Linked DNA regions of Homo sapiens: region 1 is linked to region 2. A link is an interaction called in ENCODE POLR2A ChIA-PET data of the cell type or tissue named here. Cell type or tissue: B cell. All regions are shown on one strand. Links, peaks and the distances in the headings refer to the core of each region. The heading gives the core; the rest is flanking DNA. Region 1 overlaps CCDC57 (coiled-coil domain containing 57). Region 2 overlaps CCDC57 (coiled-coil domain containing 57).

Region 1 (5,364 bases), core at 134-5,133, 99 kb before region 2:
TCTCAACAATAAGCCTGCCTGACCTCCTGGTCCCGGCCAACGCCCCCATCCCCACTCCCTCCCCCCACCCCCCACACTGGCTGGCAGAGGGTGGGGTATCCCGTGGAAAGGGCTTCCTGCGGGGAAGCTGGTCCTCTGACCAGGCCCTAGTGCTCCACTGTGACCCTGAGGCATCTCCTCAAACCCAGAGGCCTTGGTTGTCCCTCTGTAATGCTCAGGGATTCTGGGGGCTTTGCCCGGCTTGATCCTCCTCAGACAAAGCCTGTGGGGATTTTCAGAAAAAGTGAGCTGAGGGAGGGGGGTGAAGGGCCTGCCCCTTTGCCTGGGAGGCCTGAGCTGGCCCTGCTGGGAGGACCCTGGCTGTATCCCGGGGCGAAGCAGGGAGGTGTGAGTGGGTCACAGTCCCCGGGGCAGGGAGGGGCAGGGAGGGGCAGGGAGGGTGAGCTGGCCCCCTCCCCAGGGCAGGCCGGCCCCTAGCTCAGAATATCCACTTTACAGGCTCTGGTTTCTTCACTGGTCCTTTTCCTGCGGAGCCCTCCTCAGTGATGGTGGCAGGGAACTGGCCATGAGCCCAGGACCCCAGGGCAGCGGACAGCCCCAGCCCAGCCAGTCCTAGGTCAGAGGCACGGAGCTGGATGTGTCAAGGCGGCTGCCCCAGGCGTGACTCCCTGTGACCCCGGATTCTTCTACCTGATGCTAATCTGAGGTCAACCCAGTAACTGGTGTGTAAAAACGCTCTTGGCCTCCACCACTCTCTGCCCCGCCTTCTCGCCTGACCTGTTTTGCCGAGCCTGGCCGGGATTTCTCTTTCTGCGTTGGGCTGACTGGGCCGCAGGGAAACCATGTGGACACACAGTTTGCCGGGCACAGCGTGAGGAACGCGCCTCTTGGGTCCTGCACCCCTCCCCCACGGGCTGCTTGTGCTCTGGCCCCGAACTGAGCTTCTGGAAAGTTCCTGAAACATCCAAGGCCTTGCAGTGATTAACCAGGGGAGGGGGACTGGGGCCTGCTTGCCCCTCCCAGGCTTAACCCCTCCCAGGTCCTGGTGTGTGCTGAGGCAGGGCCACCCAGGCTGGGCTCCGTCCCCTCAGGCGGCTGCACCATACTTGGAGGGTTTTTTAAATTTTTATTTTTATTTTTGAGACGGAGTCTCACTCTGTCGCCCAGGCTGGAGTGCAGTGGCGTGATCTCAGCTCACTGCAAGCTCCGCCTCCCGGGTTCACGCCATTCTCCTGCCTCAGCCTCCCGAGTAGATGGGACTACAGGCGCCCGCCACCACGCCCCGCTAAGTTTTTTGTATTTTTAATAGAGACGGGGTTTCACCATGTTAACCAGGATGGTCTCGATCTCCTGACCTCGTGATCCACCCACCTCGGCCTCCCAAAGTGCTGGGATTACAGGTGTGGGCCACCAAGCCCGGCTTGGAGGTTTGAAGCTGGTGGAATCTCAGGGAGGACATAGCCTGTCCTATTGCAGGGAAGGTGCGGCCCTCACTCCCGTCTCAGCCTGGGGGCATGAGAACTCTGAGCACAAAGAGGACGGAGCTGGTCCCCAGCTTTCTGGCCACCCTGTGAGTTTCTTCTCCTGCACCTGAGCCTCAGCTCAGCTCTTGACCAAGTTGGCCTCTGGTGGCTCATTCTCCAGGCTGCTCCGGGCTCTCTGGGTGCCCCTGGGCACACCTACGTGGCTTCCTAGGGCTTTGGGAAGGGCCAGACGGTGAGCCCACGCCTTCCCTGGTTCTCCAGAGCCTGCCTTGGGGCTGGGGAGGGCCTGGCCCTGATGGCAGCTCAGGCCTCAAGTCCATTCTGTGGCACAGAGGCCCTTCCGTCTCCCTGTGGCCTCCGCTGCTCTGTGTGGTTCACCCCTGCTGTGTCAAGGGCCCTTGTTCTGCTGAACCCCCTCTGGCTGCCACAGGGGTCCTCACGCACCCAAGATCAACCCTTCTCAAATGCATCTAGTTATTTCCAAGTCTCTTGGGAACAAGGCTTTTCCCACCACTGTCAGCACGGCACCCAGGCCTTTAGTGCAGACGGTGACAGTGAATGTGACTTGACTCCCCCCACCCCGAATCTCCAGAAGCTGCGTGCACCTTTCCAGGGTCCCCACGCCTGGGAGGCTCACAGGCCACGCCCACCCGTGTCTCCCCAGCCTGCGTCAACCCTCACCTGCTAAAGTCTCCTAATGGACACCCCCACCCCTGAGCTCCTGGAGCTCAGCCCTGGGGGGTCACCGTGGCCCCGGGGCTGCCTTTGTGGGACTGAGTGTGACAACAGGAGAGCAATGGGGTACAGGGGGAGGGAGGCCCACGTGATCTGGTTCCCACGGTCCCTCCACAGGGGGACACTCCGGGCCTGCTATGTCCAGCTGCCTTCCCCACCTCACTGGCACATGGAGCCTGGAGCCCCCACTGGGCAGATGCACAAGAGGGGAGGGTACTGGACATTGCATGCTCCAGGGCTCTGGGCAGTCCTGCCACCCATCACTCAGCCTGGTGAGGCAGGGCCAGCAGGAAACCCCAGATCCTTCAGGCCCCGCCTGCTGGCCTTTGGAGCAGAGGAGAGGTGGGCCCTCGGGGGCCTGGGCGCCGACCACAGGCTGACCCCTTGTTTCATGCCAGCACCTCCTCTGGGCGCCTGTGGCTACTCCCCCAACGGCACTGGCAGGTCCCCTGCTGCTGCTGAGCCTGCCCAGGCCTGTCTGCTACAGCCTGTCAGTGTTGCCCAATGTGGGCCCCATCCCAGCCCTTGAGAGGAGTCACCTAGTAGTGGGGTGCAAGCTGGAGCCCCAAGGAAGGGAATTCAAGGGAAACACATCGTGGGCATAAGGCTTTGAGAGACGTGGGTCTGTCCCTACCGGAGGCTGCATCACGGAAGGCGGGCACACAGGCCTCACTTGGGCGAGAAGAGACCCAGAGACGCATGGCCTTCCTCCTGGGCCGGCTCCCGACCAGAGCCCATCTGAGCTCAGCCCACAGGAAGGGGAGGTGCCAAGAACCCCAAGCACAGGTGGCTGCAGGCTGGTGGGTGCCGAGGAGGCCACTAGGAGGCTGAGACGGTGAGAGCCAGGGCCAGGCAGTGGCCTGAGAGCTGGACAGCCTCTGGGTATCTCCACACCCCACCCTTCTCCTGCCTTTCAGAAGAGTAAACGCAGGAGAACGCCCTGAGGCCCCGGAAGGAAAGTGACAGGCAGCGGCTGAGCTGGGGCGACAGGAAGTGGCAGCTGTCTCCGCTGTTTCGGAGGCATGGGAACTGTTTCCTGGTCCTAAAGTGAGGAATGCTGGCCTCATGCCCCTTGGGCCAGGACTCTGCACTGAGTGCTGAGTGCCTGGGCTGGTGTTTAGACGACTCGTGGTCTCTGTTGGCACTGTCTGGGGACAGCAAAAAGCAGCAGGGGCCAGTGTGCAGGGGAGATTCTGGGTAAAATTCATGAAAAGGGAACTTTCAAAAGGGGCCCATGGGGCCTTCCCAGGTCTGCCAGGCCAGCTTACAGCTCCAGGTGGGCACCCTAGCATCTCAGGGCCATAGACCAGCAGGTCACCGCCATGTCCCCGGGGAACAGCACTGCCTGCCACTCACTTTGCCTGAGACCCGTGTCTCAGGGCTGCTCCCTGCATGTCTTGGCAGGAGGGCGGACAGCTGGGAAGGAGGCCACACGCTCCTCCAGGGAGCCTGGCTCTGCAGGAGCTACGCCAGCCACACACTTATCAGCTGCCCGACCTGCTCAGGACACTGAGGGCCACATGCCTGGCCAAAGGCCTCTCCCCACTCCCTCTTCTCCCCTGGAGACCAGGCCCCTGGAGTTGCTCTCCAGAGATCTGGGCAATGACCCTCTGGATCCCAGGGTTTTTGGTTCCCCTGGGAAAAGAGGCAAAGGCCCACACACCTGCAGCAGGTTGGGGGTGGGGGGATGCATGGCACAGTGGCTTGGCACCCGGGTGGGGCACAGATGCCGCGGGAGTGGGGAGTGGGGAGTGGCTGCCTCGAACCCTGCTGTGTGGCTTGTCACCCTCCATGGCGTCTCTGCGCCTCCGTTTGACTCCAGCTGCACGGCACACGGGGCGAGGTTAGCATCAGGGGCCAAAGCGGACCCCCGCCAGAAAGGAGGAAGAGGCCCCCAGGTAGGTGCGTGCTTCTGGACCTGGCGCTCGGCACACTGTGAGGATGGGCGGATGGAGTTGGTCTGCAGGTTCCAGAATGAATGGGGCCCTGTTGTGACAGGAGAAGGAGGGCAGCCTGGGTTGAAGAAACACCCCCTGCTGTCCAACAGCTGCACTGCCCGCTCCCCTGGCAACACCTGCCACGTGGACTGGAGAAGACACATTAGCCCTTGGGCTGGAAGTCGTGGACCGGCGTCCACCTGAGATGGGACTCTGGGAGGGAACAGCCGCCGGCCCTCCTGCCTCAGCTGCTCTCAGCATCCTACAGTGCCATCGGGTGCTCTCAGGACAGATGCCTACAGAACAGGCTTTTCTAAAGAAAGGGGGTGGGCTCCAGGGCCCAGAGTCACGGCACGGACGAGGGGGCTTTGGATCACTCTGCACACACCTCAGGATGGAAGTCCTGGTCAGCAAATGCATGAGCATTTCTGGTGGACCCACCTGCTCCTGGGGCAGGCTGGTCTCTATCCCCATTCCCAATCCCACGTGCCTCCTTGCCTCTGTCCACGTGATGTTGGAGCAGCAAGCCTTCTCCAAGCTCAGAGTCAGAGGCCACAGGCCACTGTCCCCTTGGCCAGGCCGCAGTCCTTGACTCTGGAGCACTCGGAGAGCAAGTGGCAGAGACGAGTGACCTGCGGCCGCTCTGGCGCTCTGCCTCCTAGTGAGATGAGTGTCATGGCTTGCCCGGGTCCTGGAGTTGTGCTGAGAGAGCACCTGACCTGTGATCCCACCCCTGAAAACGGGCTCCTCTGTGGACAGCCGGGCTGTTCTTGCTCCTCGAAGGAGTCCCCCAGCCCCTCAGGAAAGAGGTTCGGCCCTGGTCACAGACTGGGCATAAAATCTGCATATTTATAGCAGGGTCCGCCGAAAGCCTAAAACAACAGTGAGTTTCAGGGCAGGATCTCTCTTGCTTGTGTTGCATTGGTGTCATGTTATCGCTGGCTCTGAGTTTTAAAGGGAAATACACAGGGTAGTGCATGTGACGGTGTCCAAGACGCACAGCAGATTTTCATTCACAAAAAAATCTGACCACAAGAGCTAAACGGAAATACCTTCCGCTGTCCTTCCCAAGTCACAGAGCAAACACCTCAGTTCCCAGGGGTCCGCATCAGTTCTGGTGGAGGCGGTGACTGTGAGCGTGACCAGCTGGGCTAATTCGTCCTGACATTTAGTTGGGACAGCTATAGTTTCCTACCTCTATGACCAGA
Region 2 (5,364 bases), core at 263-5,262:
ACCATTGCACTCCAGCCTGGGCGACACTAAGACTCTTTTCTCCAAAAAATTAAAAAAATAAATTAAAAAAAAGAAATCCAGGGGAAGTAGAGGAAGGGAAGATGGGAAACATGGTTTGTCCAGCTATAAGAGCTAGGTTCTATAAAATAGCTTCAACGCAGCACTCTGTCCATTTCACAGCTGAGAAAACTAAGGCTGCTAAGTGGCTACGTGAGGACTGACAGCAGGTCAGTCCCTCAGAACCAATGCCCCTTCCCACCCAACACCCTGCTCCTGGAAGATTCACCACCTGATATGGTTTCGATATTTATCCCTGCCCAAACCTTTGTGGAATTGTAATCCCCAACGGGGGAGCTGGGGCCTGGTGGGAGGTGTTTGGATCATGTGGGCGGACCCCTCGTGGCTTGGTGCCGTCTTTGTGACAGTGAGTTCTGGGGAGATTTGGTCATTTCAAAGTGTGTGGTGACAATGAGTTCTAGTGAGATGTGGCATCTCTCCACCACTCACACTCCCCTCTTGCTTCGTGCCTGCTCCTCTTTCACCTTCCGCCATGAGTAAAAGTTTCCTGAGGCCTCCCCAGAAGCGGGTGCCAACACTGTGCTTCCTGTACAGCCAGGAGAACCGTGAGCCAATTAATCTTTCTTTATAAATTACCCAGCGTCAGGTATTTCTTTCCAGCAATGTGAGAATGGTCTAATATACCATCCGAGAGTACATTCTTTTGTTCTTTTATTTGTTCATCATGGACTGATATTTTGGTAAAACCATAAAAATAAAGTGCTACAAAAAATAAAATTTAAAAACAAAAATCACAAAAACCAATAAGCTGGGCACAGTAGCTCTCGCCTGCAATCCCAACATTTTCTGAGGCTGAGGTGGGTGGGTCATTCAAACTCAGGAGTTCCACGCTGCAGTGAGTGGTCTATTAAAAGATAAAGTTTCTTCTGGCTGGTCCTAGCTGCCCCCAACCCTTTAGAGGTCCAAGTATGAGCTCGATTTGGACACAGAAATCCCCCACAACTCTTCTCTGGTGTCCACACAGGGGAACTGCATGGCCTAAAAGGGCCACACCCAGTTGGGGGACAAGCACAAACTTCCGGCCTGGTGGGACATGGCCGGGGTGCTGCTGCCAGAGCAGGAAAAAGCCCCAGCCTGTCTTAGGGTACCTCTGTATCTCCGGGCACCTCTGCATCTCGGGGCACAGCAATGGTTGTACAAAGTCCCAACTCCCAGAGGGAGCGGGTACAAGGGCACAGCCAGGCTGAGCACCGGCTGTGACGAAGCACAAGGAGGAGGTGGGTAAGGGGCTGCAAGACCCGTGGGCCCCTCCAGAAAGGGCTGGTCAGCAGGGCACACCCGCTGGGGGCACGAGGGCTCCCTGGGGGTCCTGAGACGGCGCTTCTCTGACGAGGCTCTGGAGCAAAGACGGTCTCCTCCATCCCACATGCTTCCTGCGATGCAACCCCCGCGCCCAGCACCCTAGGACCATCACGCCACCTGGACCACCTCAGCCTGGCTCCTCCAAGCTGCTGCGTGCCCACCCATTGCCGGAGCTAACAGGGTCCCTACCGACCATCTCAGCACTCTCCCACGCTCCTGTTCCTCGTCTCCCTCAGCTCCTACAACGGCCCCACCGTCCACCCCGTGTAATGATCCTTGACCTCTTGCTGTCTCCCACCTTGTGCCCACACCTCGGCCACCACAGTGTCTTACCACAAGAGACCTCAACTGGCCTCTGCTGTGCACTCCCACTTTTTTGGCTGCCAAAGGAATCTTTTCAAAAATGCTTTACCAGGGCCGGGCGCAGTGGCTCATGCCTGTAATCCCAGGACTTTGGGAGGCCGAGGCGGGCGGATCATAAGGTCAGGAGATTGAGACCATCCTGGCTAACACGGTGAAACCCCGTCTCTACTAAAAATACAAAAAATTAGCTGGGCGTGGTGGTGGGCGCCTGTAGTCCCAGCTACTTGGGAGGCTGAGGCAGGAGAATGGCGTGAACCCCGGAGGCGAAGCTTGCAGTGAGCTGAGATCGCACCACTGCAGTCCGGCCTGGGCAACAAAGAGAGACTCCATCTCAAGAAAAAAAAAAGGCTTAACCAGGCTTCCCATTCCACTGAGGACATCTGGACCCCAGGCTCCTGCCTGTCGCTGCCACGTGCCCTCAGAGCCTGGGATGTGTGGCAGGTGCCGCTCTGTCTGCAAGGTTCCTCCTAACCGCAGGGCAGGCTCCTCCTGCCAGTGGGACCTCAACCTGAACATCACTGCAGGGAAGCTTTCCTAACTTCCATCTCACGTTGGCACAACGCCATCACCCCAGTGTCGGGTGTAGTGAGTCCCACTGTCTGGCACAGTCTTGGCGACTGAAACATTTTGTACACAGAGGACATGCACACACCTGTGCACACACCTGTGCACACACAGGGAAAGAATTGGACTATCAGCAAATACACATTAAATGATGGAACACCACTGTGATCTCTGATGACTCAGAACCCTTCACACAGTGCCCGTGAGTCATGACAACGGTTCTCTGCAGAGCCTGAGGTCTGCGAGGTCTACGGGCCTCTTCTCTGAGGGACTGCTGTGGCCCCCGTCCTGTACCAGCTGCCCTGCCACTGGGCTTGCCTCCTTAACTCATTGGTCGCAGCCACCCATGGGGGTTGCCGTTCTGAGAATCTGATCATGCAATCTTATCTGGCCTCAAATGTGCCCGCGACTCCTGACCATTTTCAAAATAAAGTCCGATCTCCTTGGCACAGCGTATGAAGACAGACCGAGGACACGGCCCAGCCTGCGTGGCTCCAGCTGCTCCCTGCAGGCCCAGAGCAGCCTTTATCTGCCAGTTCCTGTGCACGTGCTACTCCAGGTCCCCATGCCCCCATCTCCCCACTGGGTGAGGTTCCTTCCCACCAGGTCTCAGGACTCAGCGGGTCACCCTGTTTTCAAAAGCTTCAGGCAGCCAGGACAGGCAGATGGCACGTACCACCCCCTCTATGTGAGATGGGTGCTCCCAGGCCTCTGTGCTCTGCACAGAAGAGCAGCCTGAAAAATCCATACAGCAAGTGACTCGGTGCAGCACCCGGTGAGAGCCCAGCATCTCCAGCGCTTTATCCATCACACTCAGGACCCATAAGAAGCCCCACACACCAAGGGCCTGTAAGTCAGCCGGGCTCGGCTCGCCTTTCCTTCTGACCTCATCATAGAACGGCCTGCTCTGTTTCTGTACAAATCCCATCTCGGGATGATCCCCAAAGCCCCAAGGCTGAGATTAATTGGCTTTCAAAAGCACGGACTCAGCATCTGGACGCAATCTGCCTGTCGGCCAGCAGGCGTCCCCAGCAAGCACCTGGTTTCAAGAAGGACCATGAAGCTTCCGGGTTGGGGAGCGGCAGGAGAAGCCGCCGGGGAGGGAAGGCCTCGCTGTGCGTTCACCCTCTTTCAGGAGAACCAGTGGGGCTCCCTGAACCAGCCAGCTCCCAGCAGGGGCTGGAACAGCATGGGTGGGCATCCCATCACTTTGATTTTCTCATTTTAAAAATACTGAGCTGAGCTAACGGTGATGTTGTAGGTTTACCTGTTGTGGTACAATGACACATCATGGTTTTCTTGCACAGTTCCTGGCTCATAACTCTCACACGTCACAGTCTTTTGTTGCAATGTTGGGCGTGTCAGGCCTCAGGAAACAGAATCCTTCCAGGTCTCCACTCTCACCTGACTTTCCATTGTAGGTCATAAGATCCTCCCCAGAGCTCCCACCCTCTACCCTGGGGGAAGGAATGCTGACTTCAGGAAGCCTCCCTAAACACCCAAGAGGACAGGGTGTGGAGAGGTTCCTGGGGAGTGGTGGGTGGGGTGTGGGGGGGTCCTCCAGGAAGCCTCTTCCCCCATATCTCCCCTTACGCATCTCCTCATCTGTATCCTCTGTAATACCCTTTATAATAAACTGTTACACGTATGTGTTTCCCTGGGTTCTGTGAGTCACCCCAGCAAATCAATCGAACCCAAAGAGGGGGCTGTGGGAACCCCAACTTGAAGCCAGTGGTCAGTCAGAAGTTCCGGAGGCCAGGACTCGCGACTGGTGTCAGAAGCGGGCAGTCTTTGAACCACCATTGCAAAATTATAACTCAGACAGTGAAAGAGATCTGACCTAACCAATTCCATCGTGCTTCTAACCTCCAAGCTCTCCTTGTTCATTCCTGGGTGTAGGCCGAACTAAGTTTAGGAGGAACTTAGTTTATAGTTTGAAACAAAGACAGTAACAGCCCTTTCCCGAAACAAACCCCCTTTTTGCCTGGGGACTAGACTGCCTTTGTAGGACTAACAAATTAGCCAAAAGATTAGAAATTATGGTTTAGGGCCAGGTGCAGTGACTGGCCCCGGTTGTCCCAGCACTTTGGGAGGCTGAGGCTGGATCACTTGAGCCCAGGAGTTCGAGACCAGCCAGGGCCACACGGCAAAACGCTGCCTCTACCAAAAATACAAAAATTAACTGGGGCGTCGCTTGTAGTCTCAGCTACCAGGCAGGCTGAGGTGGGAGGATCGCTTGAGCTTACGACGTTGAGGCTGCAGTGAGCTGTGATTGCACCACTGCACTCCAGCCTAGGTGACAGAGTGAGACCCTGTCTCAAAAATAAAAAAAAAAAAACAAAAAAGAAATTATGGTTTAGGAGTCATGCAGCTACAGGCTACAAGATTCTGACCTTCCCCAAATTGTTCCTGGGGTAACATCACTATTGTAAAACCTAAGATCAATCAGTGCTTGAGATATTTTGCAGACCCTGCACTCCATGGATCAGCTGGCACCCCCGGATTGATAAACTGGCTCATCCGATCTTGTGGCCCCCACCCAGGAACTGACTCGGCGCAAAAGGACACCTTCGACTCCCTACGCTTTCATCTCCAACTCACTGGCCCCCTACACACTAAGTTATCCTTAAAAACTCTGATCCCCGAATGCTTGGGGAGACTGATTTGAGTCATAATAGAACTCCGTTCTCCCGCACAGCCGGCTCTGTGTGACTTACTCTTTCTCTATCCTAATTCCCGTCTTGGTGAATCGGCTCTGCCTGGGCAGCAGGCGGGGTGGACCTGTTGGGTGTTTATGTCTTGGGTGTTTATGTCTTGGGGACTGAGCCCTCACCCTGTGGTCTGACCTCTCTCCAGGCAGGCGGTGTTGGAACTGAACCGAAGGACACCCGCCGAGTCTGCGGCAGAACTGACTGCTCATGTGCTGGTGAAAACCTCCCTCTCCCACCACATTTGATCACAGAAGTCTTCCTCTGTGCTGATGATTCTTGTGGTATCAGAGTAGAGGAAAAACAGTTTGAGTTTTCCAGAAATACCTGTGAATAAAATACACATAAA

The links. ChIA-PET counts read pairs that join two places held together with the same protein. Peaks named below come from ENCODE experiments on the same cell type or tissue, not always from the same donor. Only the 100,000 strongest peaks of a DNase experiment are listed, where the experiment ranks them.
Region 1: POLR2A ChIA-PET joins it to region 2 with 12 read pairs; 8 of 35 experiments call an interaction of 5 or more read pairs at or near these places.

The regions. Positions count from the first base shown.
Region 1 is chr17:82,103,417-82,108,780 of GRCh38, forward strand. All of the region lies in intron 18 of CCDC57 (coiled-coil domain containing 57), which reads right to left. Among named protein-coding and RNA genes, the nearest start is that of FASN, 7.9 kb to the left of the region's middle. RefSeq lists enhancers at 447-1,360, 1,361-2,274, 2,556-2,605, 2,646-2,975, 3,206-3,595 and 1 more. In B cell, for the core only: CTCF peaks have their summits at 3,060 (motif pointing right) and 4,262 (motif pointing left); DNase peaks (open chromatin) are centred at 2,995 and 4,215; H3K4me3 peaks cover 1,389 bases; H3K27ac peaks cover 1,972 bases.
Region 2 is chr17:82,202,707-82,208,070 of GRCh38, forward strand. All of the region lies in intron 1 of CCDC57 (coiled-coil domain containing 57), which reads right to left. Among named protein-coding and RNA genes, the nearest start is that of CCDC57, 7.5 kb to the right of the region's middle. RefSeq lists enhancers at 2,483-3,284, 3,061-3,240, 3,167-3,461, 3,285-4,086, 3,571-3,630 and 1 more. In B cell, for the core only: CTCF peaks have their summits at 3,313 and 3,518; a DNase peak (open chromatin) is centred at 3,355; H3K4me3 peaks cover 448 bases; H3K27ac peaks cover 762 bases.